Linked DNA regions of Mus musculus: region 1 is linked to region 2. The links are chromatin loops, found by intact Hi-C in ENCODE. Cell type or tissue: left cerebral cortex. All regions are shown on one strand. Each heading gives the region's core, and the rest is flanking DNA. Links, peaks and the distances in the headings are about the cores only. Region 1 overlaps Slc9a9 (solute carrier family 9 (sodium/hydrogen exchanger), member 9). Region 2 overlaps Slc9a9 (solute carrier family 9 (sodium/hydrogen exchanger), member 9).

Region 1 (12,989 bases), core at 2,545-10,544, 66 kb before region 2:
TCTGAGAATTGGAGATAGCAGCCTTGAATTCAATTCAACTTTTCAATTAAACTCAAAATGCATTTATTGAGAGGCCAGTAACTGCCAGGCACTGGGCTCCGTTTTGCAAATAGAAAGATAAATTATATCCCATGCATGTCCTCTGAGACCTCACAGTTTAGCTTGGGAGAGGGAATGGTAGTAAACAATTAGTAAAAGGAAACAACACAGTGTGTGTTGGGAGAGGGTTGTGATAGAAGTGCCAAGATAGAGGTGCAAATGGAAAAGAGAGCCAAGCAAAGTGCCTGATATTCAGGGGTCATTTAGCACATATTCAAATGAAAAGACCCACCCCCCATCATCTGGAATGTAAGCTGTTCTTACCTCCTGTTTCAAGTATTGGTGCCACTATTATCCTCACAAATCCATTCTCCAAAGAGGAGACCATGTCATCTCTGCCTACAACCTCTAGTTGCAACTGAGCTCGCTGGAAACAAGAGCTCCTTCTCAGCCAGGCCCTTCCAGACCTGCCTACCTTTTGGTCCTTGATTCAACTACACAAGACTATATTACTCTAGAACCTCTGAGTTCTCTCCTGGCCCAGGCCCTCTGTTTTGTACTTTCTGTGGCTCTAACCTGTCTCCTGTCCATCCACGTCTCTACTCTGGTATTCCTGTGGAGAGAATCCATCTTTATAAGAGGGCACTTCCAGTGAATCGCTTCCAAAAGGATGTCTTCTCTTTGCTTTCTTCCATACTCCATTGAGATGCAATTTCCTAAGGCAGGGACCTTGTTAATCTTGTGCAGCATCTTATCCCTGGTGTCCTTCACATAATAGAAGATCATTCTGGCACCTGGGATGGTATGGACATTCAAAATTCCATCAGCACCTTGATGGAAGAAGTTCCAAAAATAATATAACAATAACCACCACTATACCAATGCCTAGCATCCTAGGCATAGGTGAAACTACCCTCCAAGCCTGTACAGGACCTCGGGAGTTAATGATATCCAGCTCATTGTGCACTGTTGTAAAGGTTTTATAAAGGACAATTTTAGTGTCCCATTTTCATAGGCTTGAGTTAGAATTATGACATAAGAATAAAAATGACCTTAGTGAAATGCAGCAGTATTTTAAAATAACAGCAGTCCAGAAGAGAATCCTGGTAATCTGGATTTAGCTACATCCTTTCCTTCCTTCACTGGCTTCTATTTTCTGCACCTCAAAGACAAAATACCTGTGGTTTATTTGCAACTAGAGAAAGTCCTGGTTAAATAAATGGGCCTTGGTAGCTTAAAAAATTCAGTGGTCAGTATTTGCTATTCATTGGTCTCTGGGCTCTGTTTTGTCTGAGCGCCTAGTCTCTTTTTCCTTTGAGTTATCACCCAAGCATCAAACCAGTATCTTCTGTATGCCAGTCATATTAAATTAGAGGTTAAACTGCAAAAGCTCCTGTGTGCAAAGGCTGGGCTTCTCTGAAAAAAGCTTCTGGCATTCAAAGCCGAAGCAATAAACAACAAAAGAGGTTGGTGAAGCCGAACAAACGGCCTTAATTGGCCATTAAGTGTGGACTGCGTGGAGAATAATGCCTAACCCTGCACAGGGGTATCTACCTCATTGGAGGAGGGTTCCCTTGGTGGTCAAACTTCTGATGAATGCCACCTTCTTCCTTCCTCATTAAAAACTTCCTCGGCATGTTGTCATGGTGAATACCTATATAAAGAGAGATATATGGCTTGCATCTTATTCCTCTGATTCTTCAACTCAATCAAGCTTAATTGTTATATATTTGCCTAATGAAAAAAAAACATTTAAACCTATTTTTCACTTAATCTTTTGACTAGAAAAAAAGCAGTAAAGATGTTTGAAGTTTGTTTAAACCATCAGAGCATAAAATAGTGGGTTATAATTATTATGTAAATAACACGGAGAAACTGAATCAGAAGTTCTTTTATAACTAGAATAAGACATGCAGGGTTCAGGCAGGTGGCTGAGGGAGCACAGGGCACTGGGAAAGAGAGCCATTTTGTTTCTACATTGTAGTTCAGCTCTGAAGGAGTCTTGACTCAGGAATACCTGTATAAAAGCCACTATGTATGGGTGACTGTCATCATAGATTATAGCATCCTGCAGTCCTATGATCAGCTCCTCTGGAGAGAAGCAGCCATATGTTCAGGTCGCTAAAGAGGACAGACAGTCTCTGCAGATATCCAGGAGCCTTGTGGCTGTCCAAGGACACCAGAATTTATGATGACAACGGGAACACAGTTATACTTTAAACAAAATAGAAAATTGCCATTAGCCGGGCTCTATTAAGAATTCTGAAGTTCCCAGAGATAAAAATGAGGTTGAATTCTGGTGTCTGAGACATGCTGCGAATTGCACTGATCTTAACTACTGGCATTAGTGTGAGCAATACTAGGTGTTCACCACTTGCATTCTTTGCATCTTAATGCCTGGATGGTTCCATAGTCCAAACACTCACATTCAGAGGCTCAAAGACGTCAGAACTTATTATACTAAAAGTTTTCATTTATATTCATTGCTAAAAACTTGTGCAGCAGAAAGGATAGTGTTCTGACTTTCATACTCCCATTCCTGAAGCAGTCAGGAATGCCACGGAGCCCACCAGCACATCCCAGTACATTCAAGCATTGGGTGCCCATGAAACACAAACAAAAAGGGGTCCCTTATACAGTACAGCATGTTATCTGGGCCACAGGTTCTGCAAGCAGAATAGGAGTTGGATTTTGGTCCTGATTAGCTCCATATATATTGCCCTCCACAACATTCCTATTGGAACAATCTGCAAAGGGCCTCCTGGAGACAGAAAACAAACTGTCCCCAAGAAGTGTGATATATTTTATTTTGGAAAGCAATGGGTTCTGTACTTTGGAACAGTTTTAGGTATTGACATATTAGTTTAGAACTGACTTGTTAAAATTGTTCATTTATAACAATCAATAAACTCTGTGTGATATGTTATTATTAAACACTATAGGTTTTGTTTTGTTTTGTTTTGTTTTGTTTGTTTGTTTGTTTGTTTTTAGTGTTCCTTCCCTGTTTTAAGATCCTGTCTAGTATTCTGTATTACATTTGGCTGTTAGGTCACCTTAGACTCTTCTTCGCTGTGACAACTTCCCGTCCTTCCTTCCTTCCTTCCTTCCTTCCTTCCTTCCTTCCTTCAAGATTATTTTTTAGTAATCATTCCATTCATTTACATCTTACATGATATCTCCTTCCTGATTACCCCTCTATAAACCTCCCTCCCACAAACCCCCTCCCCCCTCCCCTTTGCCTCTATGAGGTTGCTCCCCACCCATCCACCCACTCCCACCCCACTGTTCCAGCATCCCCCTATCCTGGGGCATCAAGCCTTTACAGGACCAATGGCCTCCCCTCCCATTGATGTCAGATAAGGCCATCCTCTGCTGCATATGCATCTAGAGCCATGGATCCTTCCACATACACTCCTGGGTTGGAGGTCTAGTCCCTAAGAGCACTGGGTAGTCCGGCCAGCTGACATTGTTCTTCTAATGGGGTTGCAATCCCCCTCTCTACTCCTCCAATCCTTCTACCACCTCCCCCACTCGGGTCCCTGAGCTCAGTCTGATGGTTGGCTCCAAGCATCTGCCTCTGCATTGGTCAGTTGCTGGCAGAACCTCCCAGAGAACAGCTGCACTAGGTTCCTGTCAGCAAGCACCTTTTGGCAATGGCAACAGTGTCAGAGTTTGGTATCTGCAGACAGGATGGATCCCCAGGTGGAGCAGTCCCTGGATGATCCTTCCTCCAGTCTCTGCTCCATTTTTTTGTCCCTTTCTTTCTTTAGACAGGAACATTTCTGGGTTAAAAAATTTTAAGATGGGTAGGTGACCCCATCCCTAGACTGGGCGGTGTGCCTATCTACTGGAGGTGATCTCTATAGGTTCTATCTTCCCTTCACTACATTAAGATTTATTTTTATGTTATGTATATGAGTGCTCTATCTGCAATCAGAAGAGGGCATAAGATCACATTATAGATGGTCGTGAGGTTCATAGATGTACTATGTGTTTGCTGGGAATTGAACTCAGGACCTCTTGAAGAGCATCCTGTGCTCTTAACTGCTGGGCCATCTTTTCTACACTGGCTGGGATAATCTCTTAAGCTTGCATTTGTTTTAATGACTTTGACAATTTTATGGGAGTTAGGCAGATGTAGGATAGAATGTCCTTGTACTGGAATTTATTAGGTATTTGTCTTATTATAAGATGGGATTTTGGGTTTGGGAAAAAAAGATCATGGGGGTTCATCCCATCATTCACAGGCACACATGTTGAACATATTTTATGACAACCAATGTGAACTTTGACCTCCTGCCTGAGGCTACCATGGTCAGTTTCTCACTACTAAAGCTGCTTCCTCCCCTGGCCCACTGCATGATTTGAAAGGTGCTCACTGCGCAGAGCCCACAGGATGCAGCCTGTCATCATTTTCTCCACTTTTGGTGGAGTAGCAGCACACTTTGTAAAGAGGACTCTGACCTCTTTGCAAATGCTGCATTATTCAATCACTTGTTTATGTCAGTGTGGACCCATGGCTATTTCTATACTTTAGTTAATATTGTGAGAATCCTTCATTATGATGCTGAAATTATGTCACCTTTGGCCACTGGGATCTTTCTCAGTTGGCGTGCATGCCTGCCTGGCATATAGACACCACTCTGAACTTTCTTACATACCTGGAAGCACAAGATGCCGCAGGCTAGTGTTGAATATTCTCTTTTCTCTCCTTCATGTATGGGAAAGGTTCTTTTTATTAAATAATGCCATTAGAAACTAAAATTTGTTGCTAGTACTCATAGGTAGTTTCCTTCAGATGCCCTAAGGCAACAAAGAAATGCATACTTGTCTACTAACCTGTCTACATATACATATGTATATATCTACATACATACACTTTTTCTATATATAACCTTTTCTATTTAGAGTAAGGTAAACCTGAATTATTATTTATATCTCCAATACTAGTTCATTACTACATTCTGGCCTCTTTCTCCTGCTTCATTCTAACAGTAGGAAACTCATTAATTGCTTGATGCTATATTTTACCTCTGCTTCCATGGGAAAGAACTTGAGTTCAAAATTACAGTCCAGTACTATTATTGGATAGCTCAGATTGTCTTTAGTCTCATAGACTCTGTTTGTTTCCATAAATATCAAGTTCAGATCCTTTCTCTGTTCCATTTTCATGAGATTTTTTTCACACATTAATATATATATATATATATAATATTATATATACACATATATAATCTTGTCAGTCTGCATTTATTTCTGGCATTCCCAATGGGAAGATGTGGTTGTTTATTAGTCAAATTAATCTTATGTTCATTAAAAGATGGTTTACATGATGCTTCTGAAAGTAGATGTTTTTATTTGCATGATTATGCATTTAATTTTACCATAAAAGTACATAATTATCTATCAAGTAATAGTCTTATAAATGCTATTAATTAGGACAAAGACAGATATATGTATTTTAAAAACTAAATCAATTCAGGAAACCTGATGGGGAATTGTGAATGGCTCCAGTTTGGGATTTTGCCCACAAGGACCATTTATACTCTGCTGTTTTTTATGCACTGTACCTTCAAAGTCCAAATTTCTCTTTAGATCCCCAAAATAGGTCATCCTTGACATTTCAAAATGATAAAATGGACTGTATGTGTGTCCTACATATATTTATATTTGTATATATGTGTGTACAGAATCTTGTGTAAATAGCAATGCTTCTGTCTCTAGTCTCATATGACTGTATTCTACACAGAGCAATAATCAATCTATAACTCAGTCAACTTCTCAAGAAGGTGGAAGATTTTTTGACAGGGCAGAAAGTAGAAAACCACAGGGGAAGCTGGATGTTGTCAGCATATTCAGCATGACAGTCCTGGTGTCAACACGAGCACTTTAATTCATCCCATGGAAACTCAGATGAGAAGCAGCTTCTTGGCTGGGGCATGGGCATGGTGCTGATGCCCTCCTAAAGACAAATCTTTATGCCCGTCCGTTAGTACACCTCTCGATCTTCACCACAGAAGCTTCTTATTGTAATAGATTAACAGATATCTACAATTGATTAAGGTTCAGAAAATTTAAAAAAAATGGGAGATTCTCAGTCCTCAACATGATATCTATATAATACAAGGTTCAGGGATCATGGAGGAGGAGGGAAACAGAAAGGTTGTAAGAGCCGGAAGTAGAGAATGTCTACAGTGTAGCACTGTTTTCCAGACATAAAAGAGCATGTGCTGACAGTGACTGTGACACTGTGATGGTTTGGTATATGCTTGGCCCAGGGAGTGGCACTATTTGGAGGTGTGGCCTTGTTGGAGTAGGTGTGTCACTGTGAGTATGGGCTTTAAGACCCTACTCCTAGCTGCCTGGTAGCTAGTATTCTGCTAGCTGCCTTCAGATGAAGATGTAGAATTCTCAGCTCTTCCTGTACCATGCCTGCCTGGATACTGCGATGCTCCTACCTTGATGACAATGGACTGAACCTCTGAACCTGTAAGCCACGCCAAATGTTGTTTTTATAAGACTTGCCTTGGTCACAGTGTCTGTTCACATCAGTAAAACCCTAACTAAGACAGACACCATGCATGGGATCCGCACACAATCAACCAGACAAATATCCCAGCATGGAGGATGAAGGTGGCCAGGGACTTCCATTCCCAGATGGGGATATTTTGGCAATTAAGTCAGATTTTTTGAAGTCAGGGTCCCCTTGTTGTTTAGTCTTGGTTAGTTAGCTCAAATAGAATAGCTCAAAGAAGGAACCTCCTTCAAATAAAAATATTTTGTATAGTTTTAGTCCATTTGATGCATATTAATATCAGAAACTTAAAGTGAGATATTGTAGTTCAATTTTCAGGAATCTCTTTTTGATATAAAATGAAAAGTAGGGAAATGTAGTCAAAATTTGAGCACAGAGACAGTCCTTTTATCATTACTGAAAAGTAAAAATTGCAACCCATCCAAAAGTCCAATATTAAGAAACCATTAATATAAAATATGCTAAATATTAGCAACAGAATATTCTTCAAGTCTTGCAAGTCAAAATTATAAATGACATTAAAAAATCTTCATACTATCATTTAAAAATAGACCATTGTAAAGTTCTGTAAGTGGTATGAGTCATAGGTTGGTAAAAATGTATAAAATGCAGATTGGCACAAAGTGTTCCAAAGTGAGATACAGTTTATCATAGAACTTGTGTTCTGCCCCAAGATACACACCCAATGAGGATCAGCCCCAGCTTTTACCCCTTCTATCTTGGTGTCCTCAAATGACTTGTTATAAAATTTCTTCCAATCATCCATTAGGATATTGCTATTGAAGTTATGATATGATGAGAAATATCTTTTTATATGTTCACACACACACACACACACACACACACACACACACACACACACACACACACAATTTTCCCTAGCATTTGGTATGAAGCCTAACACCTTGGAATTTCTCTAGAGGCAGAGGTGATAGGATCACCTTACTACTGACAAGTCCCCTCCCTGGATCTGTTTATGCTCTTTAGGTGACTGGTGCTGGTCCCCTCCTACCCCCATCTAGCTGTAGGGTAGAGACTGGTCATCAAAGACAAAGGCAGGAGTATGACATTGAGCTTTTAATCCCACACCCTCCTCCCCCAACCAAAGGGTAAATTCAGTCATCAGTGGCCAAGAGTTTGCTCCATTATGCCTGTACAAGTGAGTCTCAAGCAAACCTGAATATCAGAAAGCTCTGGCTTGGCAAGTACAGGAAGTCACTAAGAGGCCACGTGAATCCCATGCTCACCCCGGCTTCACCCTGCTCCTCTCTTATATGACTAATTACTGAGTGGCATCCCCTGGGGGTAAACCAGGACAACAAGGTAAAGTACTTTCCAGAATTCTAGAAACTGTTCTAGCAAGTAATTGACAACTTACTCTAAGGAACTTTGTGGGGATCACTGATATATAACTAGGTGGTCAGAGCTACAGGTGGCCTGGCTCTAGGAACTGTCCTTTCAAGTGTGGACAGCCTTAGGGTAAGGAGACATTTAACCAGTTGGGATCTGACAGTAACTTCAGATAGCATAGTAACAGTATTGAATTAAATTTCTGGACACCCTACTGGTGACAGATGAACCAAAGAACTGGTAGTAGGGAACACTCTAGGAACAATATATTTTTGTCACAGTAAGGGCTTAATCAGGAAACAGATCCACCCTGGGTATTAAAAATGGAAAGAATTTAATTATATCTTACAGCTTATAAAACAGTAGGAAGAAAGGAAGAAGAAAGTCAAGGAAATTTACAACTATGCCCAAACCATCAGGGAATCTGAGACAAGAGTGAAGGACCATAGGAGAATTTGGCCCAGCCAGCTCTGAGCTTTGAGTAGAGGACTAGAAAACAATTCAGAGACTGCCATAAAACCAACTTCCGCTAAGTACCATCTTCCACTGTAGAAGGAGAATAAATAGCCTCGGAGTACCAATTATCTCCAAAGTCTAGATCCAGCATGTCAGTAGGTGAGAAAATATGAATTGCAGAACCTGTGGTGATGGAGTCTAGGAAATGTAGCCCTTGGTCTTCAACCCCAAAGAAAGCACATGAACACAGGAATGGATGTGAATTGCTTACACTTGTTTTAAACTTCTATCGTAGAGTATTGTAACAGTTTTGTGAGGACTAAGTTACATATGTATGTACAGTGTTAACAGGACATATGGGTAATTTCGTGTAATTGATGGATTTAAGCATTGTTCATTATGATGGTGGTAACAAAGCCGGTATGTTAGTGGAATAAGACTAGGTATCTGTCTTTTTGTTAACTCACATTTTTATTTTATTTTACATTGAGCAATACTTTTTATTTAGAGAGTTAGCTTAACCCCCAACATAAATGCTGGGGAGTCATGTTTTCTGTAACAAATATTGGTGTCAGATATCAATCACTGGATGTAAGGTATGGATCATTTGAAACCCTCAGGTTACTTCCCAGATCTGCCGTCTGGGGAGGTTTTCATTTTAATTCTTTAATTCTTATTATAGGCATTGAGTGAGTTTGGAATCAAGTCTTTATTTTTGTGTTTCAAACTTCACTATAGTACCTGCTGCCTTTCTTAAATAAAAATGCTGCTGCCATTCATCAGAACAACTTGGCAAAAGCCGGAAATAGTAAGTGACAAGCAGAGAACGCTAATTGTAGCTGGGATAGAGCAAGTAATAAGAAAATGAAAAGATATTATTTTCAGTAAACCCAAAGAGAGAATTCCAGCTAAAGACTGATTAAAATGCCAAGAGAGAAAATGTTGTTTTCAAGAAGAAAATATATAAAAGATTTGGAAAGCACAATCCTTCCAGAACAAATCTTAAATTGTAACATACTACCAGGACATTTTCAATGTGCCATGCTGTCTACTGAGTTATTATTGCTGGCTGTAAACCTTTAATAAATAATGTGAAGCATGATAACTTGCTATTTTAATCAAGGGCTATTATTAGAATGACTCGAAAACCTGAGCTTTGTCCCACTTAGTGTATTAAAATAATTTTTTTCAAATACACCAATTATGATTGTCAGAGTAAGTGGAAAATAATTTATTTAGGAGAGAACCTCATTCTTAATACTCCGTACCCACCGACCCACAGATGATTAATTCTTTATAAACCAGCTGCAGCCAGCCTCAGAAGAGCCGTCTCATTATTGGTCCGTTATTGTGTTAGTCCTTTTTGTAGGAACCGATTAGTGGGCCAATTAACAGCCTTCTCCTTAGAGGTCTACAGCTCAGGTGGGGGAGGGGCTGCTCCTTCCACTAAATCCTTTGCTTCAGTCGCCTATTTTGAGCTTCAGACATAAGAATAAAGGGGAGAGAGATTTCCCAGTCTTTGGTCTTCTCAGCATTGATTAAAAATATATCTGAGATTTAGACAAACTCTAAAGGAGAAAGGTAGCACTCATGCATCAGTTGTTGTTGCAACAAAATGTCCTACAAAAATGATGTAAGAAACGGTTTATTTTGGCTCACAGTTCAAGAGTACAGCCCATCACAAACGAGAAAACCTGCTAGCAGGGGTAACTGGTCACATTGCATGGATGGTTAAAATCAGAGTGCGGACTGGAGGCATGTGTGGGAGGGGCACACGATGGTGGGGGATGGAGGGCAGCTGATACTCAGCTCATTTTCTCCTTTGTACTCAGTCTAGGGCCTCAGCCCAGGAAATGTTGCTGCCCACAGAGGGGATCTTCCCTCCTCAATTAACCCTATTTAGAAATTCTGACATCCAATGCCCAGGTATTGGTCCTGTGGAGGAGATAATCAATGCTAATTATTATCAATACTAATATTATATCTTATTTCAACAAAGGCCTTTCGTGTGTGCTTTCTTAAAATGTAGTGTTTAGCCTTGTTTTCTTCTGAATCCAAATGCCTAAAATGTTGTCTGGCATATAGTAGCTGATCAGTAAATGTTTGTTTCACAAATAAATGAAGACTTGCTAAGATGTTAGTATACAATAGTCAGAGAATGGGGCTCCTTTGTATAGGCAGCTCCCAAACTAGGAGAGAAAAAGACACAGCAGCAGATAAATCTAAGGTAGTATGTGCTGAATTATTAAAGTGCAGACACAGGAAGAGTGCAAGACAAAGACAGTTCTCTCTCAAGTTGGCAGCTTGGGTTGGAGGAGAGAAATCTTCCTAGAGATGAGGTCACAGAAGTTTCATAGACTTGCCAGGAACTCAACAAGCCAAAAGGGAGGCTTTAGGCCAAAGCACAGCGTTATGTAAAGACGACTCCTGGAAGAACATTTACTGTTAAAATATAACAATATTTATTTAAAAATCCATGCATTTTTTTTTTGAGATTTCATAATCAGGAGTCTCAAATGGAAAAAATGAGAAAACTTGGGGAAGGAGAGGAGTTGGAAGGCAAATCTGAACGTGCAGAAATTGAGATGTTGAAGAAACTGAGGTTTAGCAATGCCAAGTTGTTCATGGTCCCGAGGACAACCATGGAGTAGAGTTTGTGAGTCCCTTTCCTGAGCATACCCACTGCTACTGTGCTGTGACAGGTAGTGTGGGCTGCCTGCCTCCCCCCCCCCCCCCCGTCTTTCATTGAATTAGCAGACTCAAGGAATAGCTCATTTTCGAAGGCTTCCTTGGTGACCAGGAGGAAGAAATCAGAAGGATCCTGTGTGATTTGGATGATTTTCCAGAATCCTATTTTGCCTCTACTTGGTTATTGTTTGCTTGTTTTAGTTTTTATTGTTTTTGTTGTTGTTGCTGGGTTTTTTTTTATAGCTCACTGTGTTGCTTGCTCATTCATTCATTCATTCATTCACTCATTCATTCATTCCATGGTTCAAGCTTACAGATGGCAAGCTCTGTGCTACACACTAATTCATAGCCCTGTGCATTGGCTTCATTGCAGGGACCTGAGGGAAGCCACCATCTCTCACCTCATTTTCCACAGGGTCATTGAAATGGTCATTCAAATGAAATCTTACTAATGGAGTACCTCTTTAATTTAAGAATTTCCCAAGCAAACAAATTACTACTTACTGAAGAATACTGGAGTTTCCTCAAGGCAGGAGTCCTCTTACCTGGAGACTTTCGGTGCATGTTATCTGCCTGTCTGCTTCATCTTATAGATTGCAGAGCTTTCAATCACTGTTAAGATTTTTACTTATAGATCTGGTTCTCAAAGCCTTATTCTTTGGGGAATGTGGAAAAAGAAGGGTTCACTTTGATTATTTATCAAGAGGAGATGATGATTCTCACGTGCATGGATGTTGACTTGGTCAAAGATTGCATTCTCTGTACTTGTTGGTAAGTCCTCCTTGTACTCAAAGCAGACCTTTGATTCTGAGAATACCACTGGTTGCCATGTCATAAATAAATCTGCCTTGGCTGTAGCCAGGGAGAAATGATAATCTCCCTTTTTTTCCTGTCTCGGCCCCCGGTTGCCTTTAGTCAGTGTTCTATCCCTGTAATTTACACATTCTGTATGTTTCCCCATACATTTTTCCTTCAGTGTTTATGCATACATCACCGCTTTTGAGATCTATATATTGTTTTCATGTATCCAAACACCACAGCCTTTTATAACTGCATAATTTCTTCCTAGTTTATGTTCACTGACCACCTAAATTTTCTGGATTAGCTATGTTAAAACAAAACAACAACAACAACAACAATAAAAAAAACAAATGGCATGTGTCAAGATGTTCACAATAACAGGACAAGATAAGGACTCCTGGAAGACAGGGCTCAAGCAAATAGACCATCCCAGACAATCCAGCGTTCTAGGCATGCACACTGTAACAAAACTGCAAGGAAAATCACACATATACAGTTCGTCATGGGCCGAATAAAACTTGCTGACCCATAAGTTTCAGAAGTACCAGAAATGGCAGAAGGTGGGGCATCTGCTTCTTTTTTGTCCTTTATCCGGAGTCCATACTTGATGTAACTCCTGGGTAGTTTCTTACCTATAATCTTTTCACATTTGAATACATGTCCTCAGCGTTTGTACAGCAGGGCCTTTGGGGCTGCCCTGCTTGTCATGCCTACAAGAGCCACCAGTGAGATGAACAAGAAAGTTGCCTCTGCCCTCTGGTTGGGCTACTCACATCTGTCTCCATCCCTCCCTGGGAACCCTCCACCAGAGACCTCTTTTCCTGGAGTCTACACAGGAAACAATCCTTAAGCTCTAATGCTCTGAGATTGCCCCTGATCAATTCTGTCAACCCTAGTGGCTTCTGTCCTCACATTCTGAGTCCCGGTCTACAGAACAGCAACATGCCAATGTGTACAATCCTTACTTTCCTTCTAATCCCGTCCCTTTCTAGCCTAGAAATCTGCCTTTGATCTGGATTTAGGGGTGACGTGGGGCTTGAAAAATTGCTTCAGACTCAAGTGCGTTTTGTCCAATTCTCTTTGTTACATTCTAAGTCTTTCTAGACCTTTGATTTCAACA
Region 2 (12,989 bases), core at 1,926-9,925:
GGGGCCTGGAACAGGAGAAGGCCCTTCAACAGGTCCAGGCTGCTGTGCAGGCTGCTCTACCACTTGGACCATATGACCCAGCAGATCCGATGGTACTTGAGGTGTCTGTGGCTGATAGAGATGCTGTTTGGAGCCTCTGGCAGGCCCCTGTAGGTGAATCACAGAAAAGGCCTTTGGGATTTTGGAGCAAAGCTCTACCATCATCTGCAGACAACTATTCTCCCTTTGAAAAACAGCTCTTGGCCTGCTATTGGGCCTTAGTGGAAACTGAACGTCTGACAATAGGACACCAAGTCACTATGCGACCTGAACTACCCATCATGAGCTGGGTACTATCAGACCCTGCAAGTCATAAAGTGGGACGTGCACAGCAGCAGTCTATTATCAAATGGAAGTGGTATATACGTGATCGGGCCAGAGCAGGTCCTGAAGGCACAAGCAAGTTACATGAAGAAGTTGCTCAAATGCCTATGGTTTCTACTCCTGTTACAATGCCATCTGCTGCCAAGCATGCACCTATAGCCTCATGGGGTGTTCCCTATGATCAACTGACCGAAGAGGAGAAGACTAGAGCCTGGTTTACTGATGGCTCTGCACGTTATGCAGGTACCACCCAGAAGTGGACAGCTGCAGCATTACAACCCCTTTCTGGGACAACCTTGAAAGACACAGGTGAAGGGAAATCTTCACAGTGGGCAGAACTTCGGGCAGTACACATGGTATTACAGTTTGTTTGTAAGAAGAAGTGGCCAGATGTACGATTATTCACTGACTCATGGGCTGTAGCCAATGGATTGGCTGGATGGTCAGGGACTTGGAAAGATCACAATTGGAAAATTGGTGAGAAAGACATCTGGGGAAGAAGTATGTGGATAGATCTCTCCAAATGGGCAAAGGATGTGAAGATATTTGTGTCCCATGTAAATGCTCACCAAAAGGTGACTTCAGCCGAGGAGGAGTTCAATAATCAAGTGGATAAGATGACCCGTTCTGTGGACAGTCAGCCTCTCTCCCCAGCCATCCCTGTCATTGCTCAATGGGCACATGAACAAAGTGGTCATGGTGGTCGAGATGGAGGTTATGCTTGGGCTCAGCAACACGGGCTTCCACTCACCAAAGCTGACCTGGCTACTGCTGCTGCTGATTGCCAGATCTGCCAACAGCAGAAACCAACACTGAGTCCCAGATATGGCACCATTCCTCGGGGTGACCAGCCAGCAACCTGGTGGCAGGTTGACTACATTGGACCACTTCCTTCATGGAAAGGACAGCGTTTTGTTCTTACTGGAGTAGATACTTATTCTGGTTATGGATTTGCCTTTCCTGCACGTAATGCCTCTGCTAAAACCACCATTCACGGACTGACAGAATGCCTTATCTATCGTCATGGTATTCCACACAGTATTGCTTCTGACCAAGGAACTCATTTCACAGCCAGAGAAGTACGACAGTGGGCCCACGATCATGGAATTCACTGGTCTTACCACGTTCCCATCATCCTGAAGCAGCTGGTCTGATAGAAAGATGGAATGGCCTTTTGAAGACGCAGTTACAACGCCAATTAGGTGGTAACAGCTTGGAAGGCTGGGGTAGAGTTCTTCAGAAGGCAGTATATGCTTTGAATCAGCGCTCAATATATGGTACAGTTTCACCTATAGCCAGGATTCATGGGTCCAGGAATCAAGGGGTGGAAAACGGAATAGTTCCACTTACTATCACTCCTAGTGACCCTCTAGGAAAATTTTTGCTTCCTGTCCCCATAACTCTAGGTTCTGCTGGCCTAGAAGTTTTGGCTCCAGAGAGGGGAATGCTCCTACCAGGAGCTACAACAAACATTCCATTGAACTGGAAGCTCAGACTTCCCCCTGGTCATTTTGTGCTTCTAATGCCCTTAAACCAACAGGCTAAAAAAGGAATAACAGTGTTAGGAGGGGTGATAGATCCAGATTACCATGGGGAAATTGGATTACCTCTTCACAATGGTGGTAAGCAAGATTATGTCTGGAGTGTAGGAGATCCCTTAGGGCGTCTCTTAGTACTACCATGTCCTGTGATTAAAGTCAATGGGAAACTACAACAGCCTAATCCAAGCAGGATGACAAAGGACGCAGACCCATCAGGAATGAAGGTATGGGTCAATCCTCCAGGAAAAGAGCCAAGACCTGCTGAGGTGCTGGCTGAAGGAGAAGGAAATACAGAATGGGTAGTAGAGGAAGGTAGTTATAAATACCAATTAAGGCCACGTAACCAGTTGCAGAAACGAGGATTATAAAGTAATATGAATGCCCATTGTAAATTTACAAATGCGTTTGCGATTGTACGAGGAATAGTTATATCATGTTAGGCGTATTTACAACCTTGTTATTGTTTCATGTGAACATGAGATATTATTTGTGTCAAGTTGACAAGGGGTGGATTGTAGTGGCTATTCCTGGTTGTCAACTTGACAATATTTGGAATGAATTACAATCCGGAATTGGAAGGCTCACCAGTGACCCTTATCTGGAGGCTTGGAGATCCTTATCTGGATCTTGGTTTGAAGATCTTGAGCCACAGTGGCTATGAATTCCAGAAGATTGAATCTCCGAGTTTAAGGAACACACCTTTAATCTGGGCTACGCCTTTCATCTGGGATTAAAGGTGTGGTGGAACACACCTTTAATCTGGGCTCCACCTTCTGCTGGAGACAATATAAGGACATTGGAAGAAGGGAGTCTAGCTCTTGCTCTTGCTCCTTCGCCTGCTTGCTGCGTGAGACTGAGTAACTGCTAGATCCTTGGACTTCCATTCACAGCTGCGACTGAACAATTGTTGGGAATTGGCTGCCGACTGTAAGTCATCAATAAATTCCTTTACTATCTAGAGACTATCTGTAAGTTCTGTGACTCTAGAGAACCCTGACTAATACACCGAGCAAAGGAAGATCATTCCAAACAAGCGAATTGCACGGCCAAACACCAATTACTTCTTGGAAGGGAGGATAAAAAGACCAAGTGTAGATATGACCCATGGTTTTCCAAGTAACAATTGAATGGAAGTATAATATCACCCATTATAATGAAAACCTGAATCAGTAGCAGTTTGTATAGAATAAAACTGAGAAGCTGAAAGGTTAATTTTTAAAAAAATTTATTTTTTTGAGTGTGTCTACACCACTTATGTGCAGACATCTGCTTCTTCCAGAAGAGATCATCAGATCCCATGGGGCTGGATTACAGGCAGTTGTGGTGTACCCATTGCGGGTGTGAGGAAGTGCACTCAGGCCTGCTGAAAAGTGAGGCAAGCACACTTAACCATTCAGCCATGTATCTAACCGATAAAATAACATTTTAATGTATTTACATCAGGAAGATAAAACCAGAAACTGGATGGCCAAGTCAAGAAATATCACATATGAAAAATATAGAGAGAGATAGCATAAGAAAAGGGTTTTTTTAATCCAATAATTAGGCAGATTAAACATGATTTTTTCTGTGTTGATTAAAAAGATTCAGCCCATCATATTAAGTCCATTTGAACCCATCCAGTTTCAGGCAGGATTGATGAGAAATCCGGAAGCGTGTATCCAGGCAGCAATCCGAAATTACACGGAAGAAGAGGACACGAGGTAGAGCAACCACATAGAAATATAAAAGGGAAAGAAAAGCCATTTGTAATGAGTACTTTTAATTGTCAACTTGACACAACCTACAATCCACCCCAGAAGAGAGGCAATAAATAACTGTTCTTACTGTGTGTGTGTGTCGGGGGAGGGGGGGAGTTACACGTGCGCACGCGTGACATAACCAGCTGCCTCCAGTTCTTGCACTGTGACTTTCCCGCATGATGGACTACATACCTGGAATCGTGAGCTAAAACTTATCCCCTCTCCCCTAAGGTGCATTCTTGTCTGGATATTTTTATCACCTCAAGAAAAATGAAGCTAGGACACTGCTGAACTTTCTTTGTGTAACATTTGGTGTTAGAAGAAAAAAAGCATGCAGTATGGTAGTTGCTAAATATATGTTTACAAATTCAGGAAAGCAGGAAGAATTTGATTAAAGGGTAATTATGCTGGGTGCCCTCAATAAACTCTTTTAGAATTAGCTATAATAGAGAAATAAAAAGTAATGGATTGAATAATGTAACTAATCAACATGATATATGAGATATTTAATAGGTCTTTACCTCCTAATGAAAAACTGCTTTTTGTTAATCAACAAAAAATCTCAAAACTTGGCTGTGTATTTTGCCACAAAGGAACATCAACAGATTCTAACAAGAAAAAAAGAATTTGCTAGCAACATTCTCTCATCAAGTTGCCTAAAACACAAAAGAGACAATAGAATTCTTATACATCAGAAGAAATCAAGAGGAAAGTATTTAATGTCTAGGATACAAAGCAAAGGGGAACATTGGAGCCACACCCAATAGACACTCAGATGAAATTTTGTGGCATTAAATATATTTGTTATTGAAGAATAAACCCAAACTATAAAGAAATATAGAACTTAACATAGGAGACTAGATAAAGAAAAATTAAACTAAGTAATTTTCAGAAAGGGGGGAATTAATAAAGACAGATGAATAATAAATAATGAAATAAGAAAATAAAAAAGTCAATAAAAAACAAACAGTGATGATGTCTGAGATGAACTCAGTGAGCAACTGGGAGGAGAGATGTAATATGTGTGGGCTTTACCGGAGACACAGAAGAGAAGGGTCACAAGCATCACCTCGTGCCCAAGAGTCAGATAATCAGACAGCACAGTGTTCCAAATAATATACCAGGCAACGTGAAAAAAAGCTTTACCCATGATCATAATTACAATAAATGTCTCTGGTAACAAATAAAAATCTGGAAGAAAAGGCTTGGAAGATGATGAAATACCTACCATTGAAAAGATGGTTTCATAGCTGAACTACATCTCACTTTCAAAACAAAGAACTCTAACAAGACTTAACGATTGTGAGCCATGTGGAAGCGTGAAAGCCTCTTGTTTATTTAAAGATGGCATGAGGCTGAAATCAAACGGCTGAAAAAGAACCACAGCAGAAAGTTGCAGCCCACCCTACTCAGACTTGAAAATACTAGAGCTCAAAATAAAACATTTGCAAATAGAAGCTAGAACTGTGAGTAGTAAAAATTCAGAGGCAACTACTGCATAATGTTAAGTGGACTGGATATGCAGCTCAGAGGTAAAACAGTTGCTCATCATGAGCGAGGCCCTGGGCTTCGTCTCCAGTGCCAGAAAAGCAGACCACCACCACCAACAAAACCCATTAACTATGATTAATACTCTCTGGATACAAGAGTGGCAGTCCTCATAAAATCTACCAACTTCAGTGGTAAACAAGACACAATATTGCACGTATTAATGAGATAAAGGCATTTGAAACCTTACAGCAACAGCAAAGATGAATTAGAGGTTTAAAACATGAATTAAAATAATTTTAATGTAATTCAAAGCATTTACCACAATCTAATACTAGAAACAATCATCTTAACTGCTTGAAACTGGGTAATTCCAAACTGTAGTTGCAGCCAACTTTCTTGAAAGCAATGGGAATAAAAGAAATATAAGAAACACGAAATATAAGGAAGTCTAATGCTTTGGATTATCAACAGCTCTTACTCCTGGGTCCATGGCTAGAGGAGAAAGTGACCGAGCGAGCCAAGTGGGAGGAAGCTGGTGGAGTGTCTCACTGTAGGGGAAACTTCTATCCATGATACTGTTAGATCCAAGTAACGCTGCAGTGAAAATCAAGGCTTAAACATCAACATTTCCCTTTCTACCTTCCCTTTGACCTTTCCTTGGACTCCCCATTGGACAGACAATTGGAACCTAGAGCCAGGAGACTTACAGTTGTCATCATGTGGTCAGTGTTCTCTGGCGGAGAGCAAGGTGATAGATAAAGAAGGATGAAGATCTGGAGGTACGGATGTAAAATACTGTCACAGTGTTCCAAGGATTGAAAGGGGGGAGAGGTATAGGGCAAACATCACATATACTAGAAATCAAGAAAAAAACCTACCATTTTTTGGTTAACATTTTACTATCTAAAACAACTATTACATTAAATGTAACAATTTGTAAGGTGCCTGGATATAAGATAAATATGCAAAACCTGTTAGCATCAATTTTTTTTAGCTGGGCCTGATGATAGAAGCCTGTCATCCCACGTACTCTGGAGGATGAAGAAGATGGATCACAAATTCAAGGCCAGCCTGGCCTACAAAGTGATCTCAAGGCCATCTTGTGCAACTTGGTGAGACATCATCTCCAAATGAAAAATGCACAGTATTGAGGATATAACGCTTGCCTAGTGTGCATGACGCTCTCTGGGTTCAAGCCCAAGAACTGCCTCCCACAATAGCCACATAGTATCTACAAGATGAATACGATATCTACAAAATCTACAGATACTTGGAGTCAGTATTAATATTTACAGTATTGTCACTGTAAACACATGATGGGGTAAATCCTAGAATACAAAGTTGAAATTAGGGACTCTCTTTCACTTGCTACTAGGTGTTTTTAAGACTGCTTTTAAATAGAAGATCATTAGCAAGCTGTGTCACTGCTGATGCTTTGGATGTCCAAACATGTTCCAAACATGCCAATGTCAGTCTTTGCATAACAGTCTTTTTGAAACCTTGTATGCCTGAATATATTTTACTTATCCCATCATATTATAAGAGCAATTTGATTAGATACACAATTGTGCATTCAAAGTTACTTTTTGTCCCCTATTGCTTTAAGTTGAAATATTTGAACTTTAAGTGTGTATCTCTCTGCATTCTGGGTTTAATTTGCATCTGTGACTCCCATTTTCCAGATGCCATGCCCCTATTTCTTGCCTCCTGTATCTCAATATTTTTATATGTATTCTTGTGTCTTAAATCTTCCTTCTGTCTGGTAGAGCTCCACTGCTGACTTTCCCATTTACCTGCTTTGCTTCTTCAGCTATAACCACGGATCCCCCTTCCTATGTCATCCTAGTCTCGGATATGTTCTTTCTTTTAACTCCTAATTTTGTTTGAGATTGATTGTTTGATGTGATGTGATGTGGTATGGTGGTGTGTGTGTATGTGTGTGCTTGCCTGTGTACCTGTGTGTACATACCACAGTACACATGTTGAGGTTAGAGGACAACTTGCAGGAGCTGGCTTATTCTTTCTTTGTGAGTCTCATGGCTTTTGCTGAACTCTGGTGACAGACTCTGGTGATAGGTGCCTTTACCAACTGCTCCATCTTGCCAACAGTGCAATATTTGTCCCTTACCTTTCCTTTCACGTATTTTTAGCTCCCCATCTCTTAATTTAATAATTAAATAATTTAATAATGAAACTCTGACATAACTACTCTAATAATGTTTCTGCTTGTTGCTTTTCTGTGTTATAACTCTCATAGCTCCTTTGGAAATATCAACAATTAGACTGACAGTAAGTATTGTAGCATGTCAACATAACTATAGTTAATCACTTTCACTTGCTAACATTTCTCTGGCCCAGTTACCTGGGGTAAATGATTCTCAGGAGCCACTAGTCACTGTGATTGTTTTGTTGTTGTTGTTGTTGTTGTTGTTGTTGTTGTTGTTGTTTTTCTCATCTCAAGAGGAGTGGGTAGGCATCTGACATTGAGAGGGCAGGGGCACTGCTAAGCTTTAATAGCACAGAGGACAACAGCCCATAATAGATACTTCCCTGGTATAATGGTCACCAGTCCCATGGTTGAGAGGCTGCGTGCCAGCTAACTGTCTAGAACAAGGTTTAGACCTTAGGGCAAAACAGCATTGTAACCTTCTGGCCCAGGATTTGTAAATGAAGAGTTTTCCGAGTCTATTATTTAAACACCAGAATTATTTGTAATTCTCTGATCTGAGCCCCTTGAACATCTGCCCAAGTGCCTAGCTAACTGTATATGCTTTAAACAACAGAATCAAGCAATCATTGTTCCAAAGAAATGCAAGTCACAAATGCAAGATTCAGTGAGCTTAGTTGTTTTCGTTTCTTGATTTTTCTTTTCTCTACCCCCTTCTTCCTACCTCTAGTCACCTGCTATTTATATACAGCAATTCCAAACAGCCTTCCTTCTCCCTACGACTTCTCGTGGCTTTTGCTGTTATTGTTATTTGTTCTTTTTCCAGTTCTCTATAGACTTCCCCATCATTGGATTTTGGGCATAAGCTTGTAGCATATTCTAATAGTTTCATAAAACGTCACATTTCCCCAAATTAATATAATATACTTCCAAGGAAAACAAAGCACTTTCAGATAAAATTATCTGAAGGTTTGTGATGTCAAACAAAAGCAAAAGAGGACTTGTCTAACCAGATATAAGAGTACCATAAAAATTCATTATAATCAATCAAAATGGCAATGACCCATAATAGAAAAAATTATAAAAATATCCCAGAATAATAAGAATTTGAAAGAAATGAAAACATGATAGATTAACTAAATGCTATTTGCACAACAGATTAGCTATACCTTTGGAAGGTGGTATTTATAGAAATGTACTTGAATTAAAAGAAAATGACCAAGTAAGAACTTCACAGAAATTTATAAATCAATCTTGATAAACTATGAATATAAAATGACCATCATAAAGATGGAAAGATAATTTATAAAAAATAGCTATTGAAAAAGAAAAAAAAAACTTCAAATGGGGAAAGACATTATAAACAAAATCAATGGACAGGCAACATATTGGGGGAAACCATTTACATGCAAATGATGAGTCTTTGCTCTCTCTTTGAGTGATAATTTGGCAATAAGTAACAGAAACATGGACCCAGACTAGGACCAGGCAATCTGTAAAGGATCAAACCTTCTTGGCCACAGACATGAGAAGTTTGTTCAGGTTCAAGGGAAGTCATAGAAATGTACAATAAAACAACAGCCTGTCATTTCACCCTACAGTGTTTGGCAGCAGTAACAACACTAACAGTTGCACTTGGCAGGGATGCAGGGAAACCGAACTTCTACACATTACCAGTGGAAATGCAAATCATTAGGAGACTTTTTGGAAAGCAAATCACATCATTTACTGCACCTTCAAACACACAGGCCCTCCTGACCCAGCAAGGTGAATTTTAGAAGTCTAATCCATACAAGTTAAAAACAAAAACAAAAGCAAACAAACAAACAAAAAAACCTAGCTCTTAACGGGTTGTGAACGAGGATGCTTATTGGAGTATTCTTAAGAGGACAGATTGAAGAAATTGCCAGGGTTCTATAGAACTTCATGGGTCCATTAAAAGGGTAAATCAGTGCTCCTCCTGCTCAGACTTGAGGATTTCCTAAGAGGCATTTTTCCCTACTGTGTAAAGATTCACAAAAGTATATATAAAATGATTCAAAAATTTTAAATCAACATCATACCCTCCTGTACGTATCTGGAGGTTTCTTGCTCTTATGCCTGTGTTTGTGTATTGTATACTCTTGACTCGGACCTTGAATGGGACTCAGGAAATATAGCCATGTACATTGTTTCCCCCTCCCACCCATTGCTCTCTTGAGGCCCCAGGGAATGGGGAGGCCTGGGTGGGAGTGGGGTGGAGGACATCTTCTTGGAGACAGGGGGGAGGAATGGGATGAGGAACTGTGGGAGGGCAACAACTGGGTTGTGAAGAAAATAAAAGTATTAAAAGTATTAAAAACAAACAAACCATCCCAGAGGTTCCAAAGATCCCTGGCTGGCAAACAATCCTGACTGGCAAACAACCCACTGTATGTAGACTGGGTCACAAAGGGTGAATGAGGCTAAATTTCAAGTTCCTCTTGAGAAACTGAATTTGGAAAATACTGTTACAATACTTAGTAGCAGAAACAAAAGACAAAAAGGCTAAAGCAAGAGATGACTTGAGTGTATTTAGAGCCAGGTAAACTATGGTGAACTGAAGGCTTGAGGGACCACAGACTAAGGTGGTGGAGCAAGGCAGTTGGTAGAGAGTAAGCCAGCGAGCAGCAGTACAGTTGGAGACAACCATCTGGCCCCGGAGACAGACACTAAAGCACCAGGCCTTCACACTACTTGTGTGTTCCGCCACCCCTGGGTTTGTGCATCCCTAAAGCAGATCTCTGTCTCTTGAGCTCTCTGGACTGTGCAATATTAAATGCTTTATATTCTGGGGAGAATTTTTTCCTGAGGCTACTCCTTGCCCACTGGTAGATAAGAACCTGAGGTATTTAAGTTGCCAGCAGAGACTTGTGTCAGTAACAAGCACCTCCAATCCCATGTCATAATGCGAAATTTCAATTTGATCTAACACGTGACTTTAACCACATTCTCCCCAACTTGCTGAAGACAGGTAGCCGACCTTTGAGAAGAGGTATAGAGAGGGCCGTCTTTCTCACATGCCTTATTTATCATTCACTGGATATAGGTTCTGACATCTCCAAAGTGGGGAAAACAATAAGAACCCATTTTATGTGGTTGATATAAGCCCCCCCTCAGAGCACCTATATAGGCTCTACATGTGAGATATTTCATGTGAGGCTCAAACCTCATTCATCAGCATCCATCCCCAAACTCCTGGGGGCATCTTATGTTGCCTCTTGGGCTACATCTGGTTCCTTTCCAAAGCTGAGATCCCCAGACAACCAATGTGAGCAAGAGACTCTCATGTGAGTCTCAGCCCCTTACAAGTCTCACCTGCCAGGGGATGCTAAGGCCTTGGGATCCTTTCACTGGCTTAATGTGGATGACAGGTGAGAGAGCCATGCAACTAGACCAATGGATGGCGACCACAAACCTCCCTGGAGAAGTGCTTCTGTGTTTCAAATCCTGATTTAACATCTGTTGCAAATGTGTGTGGTGATAATTACAAAGAGGAATTTAGTGCAGAGAACCTGGTGGGACATACACTGGATTGTGAAATTGGGAAGAGAGAGAAGATAAGACATTGGGTTAGAAGGAGATGGGAGAGGGTATCAAAATTAAAACACTGTTAAAGCAAGCAAATAAACAATGTGTTTGTTATGGAAACATTTGTGTGTGTGTGTATGTGTTTGTGTGTGTGTGCGTGTGCGAATGCTTGAAAAGAAAACCACATATAGAAATTAAGCAATCATTTTCATAGTGTGTTAGTAAACCACCATGAGCTGTAATGGAAAAGATCTTAAAACGCAATGTGATATTGTGCATGTCATGAAATTTAAAACAGGATCAGCAAATTCGCATATGACATGTAAGTCACACATCTTCACTTTCTTCAGCAGCTTGGGTGTGCTAAGAATCCAAATTGCCCAATGGAGCCCTGAGCCCTGGGTATCTGCTCTCATCGGGAGACTACTGGCTCTCATTAATTGAATTTAGAAACCTCACCGTGGCATTATCCTGTCTAGAGACTAAATTAAATGCATGGATTATAATTCATTTACTGAAATTAGATGCCATCAGGCATTGGCTCCAAAGTCAAAGTCTTTTTGCTCGTGGGTATAGCTGGACCAGCTCCTAGGTGACATGTGTCATAGACTGGTGAGCCGAAGAGAACCCAGGTCTCGTGCAATTCCTGCTTCAAGTACATAGGACAAATTCAAGCTGGCCGCTTAACCTTTCTAGGCCTTATTTTCCTTGTGTATGTCCTTAGATGACAGCTAAGATCCTTTGCAGCTAGCATCGTTCCATTTTAAATAACCCAAGACTTCCCGGGGGGGTCTGTAAAATACAGATTACTGGGTCCTGCCTCCAGACACCCTGATTCTCCCGAGTTGGCCCCAATGTTCCATTTCTCACAGGTATCCGTGAAAAATGGGGGTCCTGGTCCGCAATGCTGACGAATTTAAAACTTGAAAAATGAAGTATTTGCTTTTCTGAGTAAAAGTGGTTAATTGCAAAGTGAAGTAAGCTCACTATACGTATTTCCACTAAAATAAATATCTGTGCAAGACCTTGTGGGACATGTGTACAGTTTGAAGTGTGTCACATTGTCTTGCTTACTGTAATTATAAGAAAGGTACATTTTTTTTTCTCCTAAGATAATGTGAACTTCTACAGTCTTAGTTCCCAGGAGCTTGGTGCACGTAGAAAGCAGGACAGGGTATAGCTCGGTGATGGAGGATGTGCCTAGCATGTGCAAGGCCCTGTTTTTATCCCTGGTACTGCAAAACAAATGAATAGAAATGAAGAAATTGATAAGTAAATAAAGAAATATAAAAAGTCCTGCTAACAACGTCTGGAACTAGGTACTGTAGGTGGAGGGAGTTTACCGTGAGTGAGTGAATAGTACTGTGAACTGAGAGGTGGAACTGTGTGTGGAGGGATGGTACCGTGCGTGGAGGGGTGGTACCTGCGTGGTGGGGTGGTACTGTGTTTGGAGGGGTGGTTCTGTGCGTGGAGGGGTGGTACTATGCGTGGAGAGGTGGCACTGTGCGTGGAGGGATGGTACCGTGCGTGGTGGGGTGGCACTGTGCGTGGAAGAGTGGTACCGTGTGTGGAGGGGTGGTACCGTGCGTGGTGGGGTAGTACTGTGCGTGGAGGGGTGGTACTATGAGTAGAGGTGTGGTACCATGCATGGAGGGGTGGTACTATGCATGGAGAGGTGGCACTGTGCGTAGAGGGGTGGTACTATGAGTAGAGGTGTGGTACCATGCATGGAGGGGTGGTACTATGCGTGGAGAGGTGGCACTGTGCGTAGAGGGGTGGTACCGTGCGTGGTGGGGTAGTAGTGTGCGTGGAGGGGTGGTACTATGAGTGGAGGTGTGGTACCATGCGTGGAGGGGTGGTACTATGCGTGGAGAGGTGGCACTGTGCGTAGAGGGATGGTACCGTGCGTGGTGGGGTAGTACTGTGCGTGGTGGGGTGGTACTGTGTGTGGAGGGGTGGTATCGTGCATGGTGGGGTTGTATCTGAGCTGAGTCAGTCCCCAGCTTGCATGGTGGAGGACTAACCACAGCTTAGTGCCTTAAATTCTTGGAACTTATATTGTGCATCCTTGAATATGCCTGTCAAAACAAGACAAAATCAAACAAAAAGTATTTTCTATTTCTCCCCAGAGCTGTT

Evidence for each region. Hi-C counts contacts between places; a loop is a spot of excess contacts. Peaks named below come from ENCODE experiments on the same cell type or tissue, not always from the same donor. Only the 100,000 strongest peaks of a DNase experiment are listed, where the experiment ranks them.
Region 1: a loop joins it to region 2, with 1.9 times the contacts of the local background. A loop is called at or near these places in 2 of 42 quality-filtered maps.

The regions. Positions count from the first base shown.
Region 1 is chr9:94,758,556-94,771,544 of GRCm38, forward strand. All of the region lies in intron 4 of Slc9a9 (solute carrier family 9 (sodium/hydrogen exchanger), member 9), which reads left to right. Among named protein-coding and RNA genes, the nearest start is that of Mir7656, 13 kb to the left of the region's middle. In left cerebral cortex, for the core only: no CTCF peak of the experiment used is centred there; DNase peaks (open chromatin) are centred at 7,212 and 9,791.
Region 2 is chr9:94,825,175-94,838,163 of GRCm38, forward strand. All of the region lies in intron 5 of Slc9a9 (solute carrier family 9 (sodium/hydrogen exchanger), member 9), which reads left to right. Among named protein-coding and RNA genes, the nearest start is that of Mir7656, 80 kb to the left of the region's middle. In left cerebral cortex, for the core only: no CTCF peak of the experiment used is centred there; a DNase peak (open chromatin) is centred at 5,038.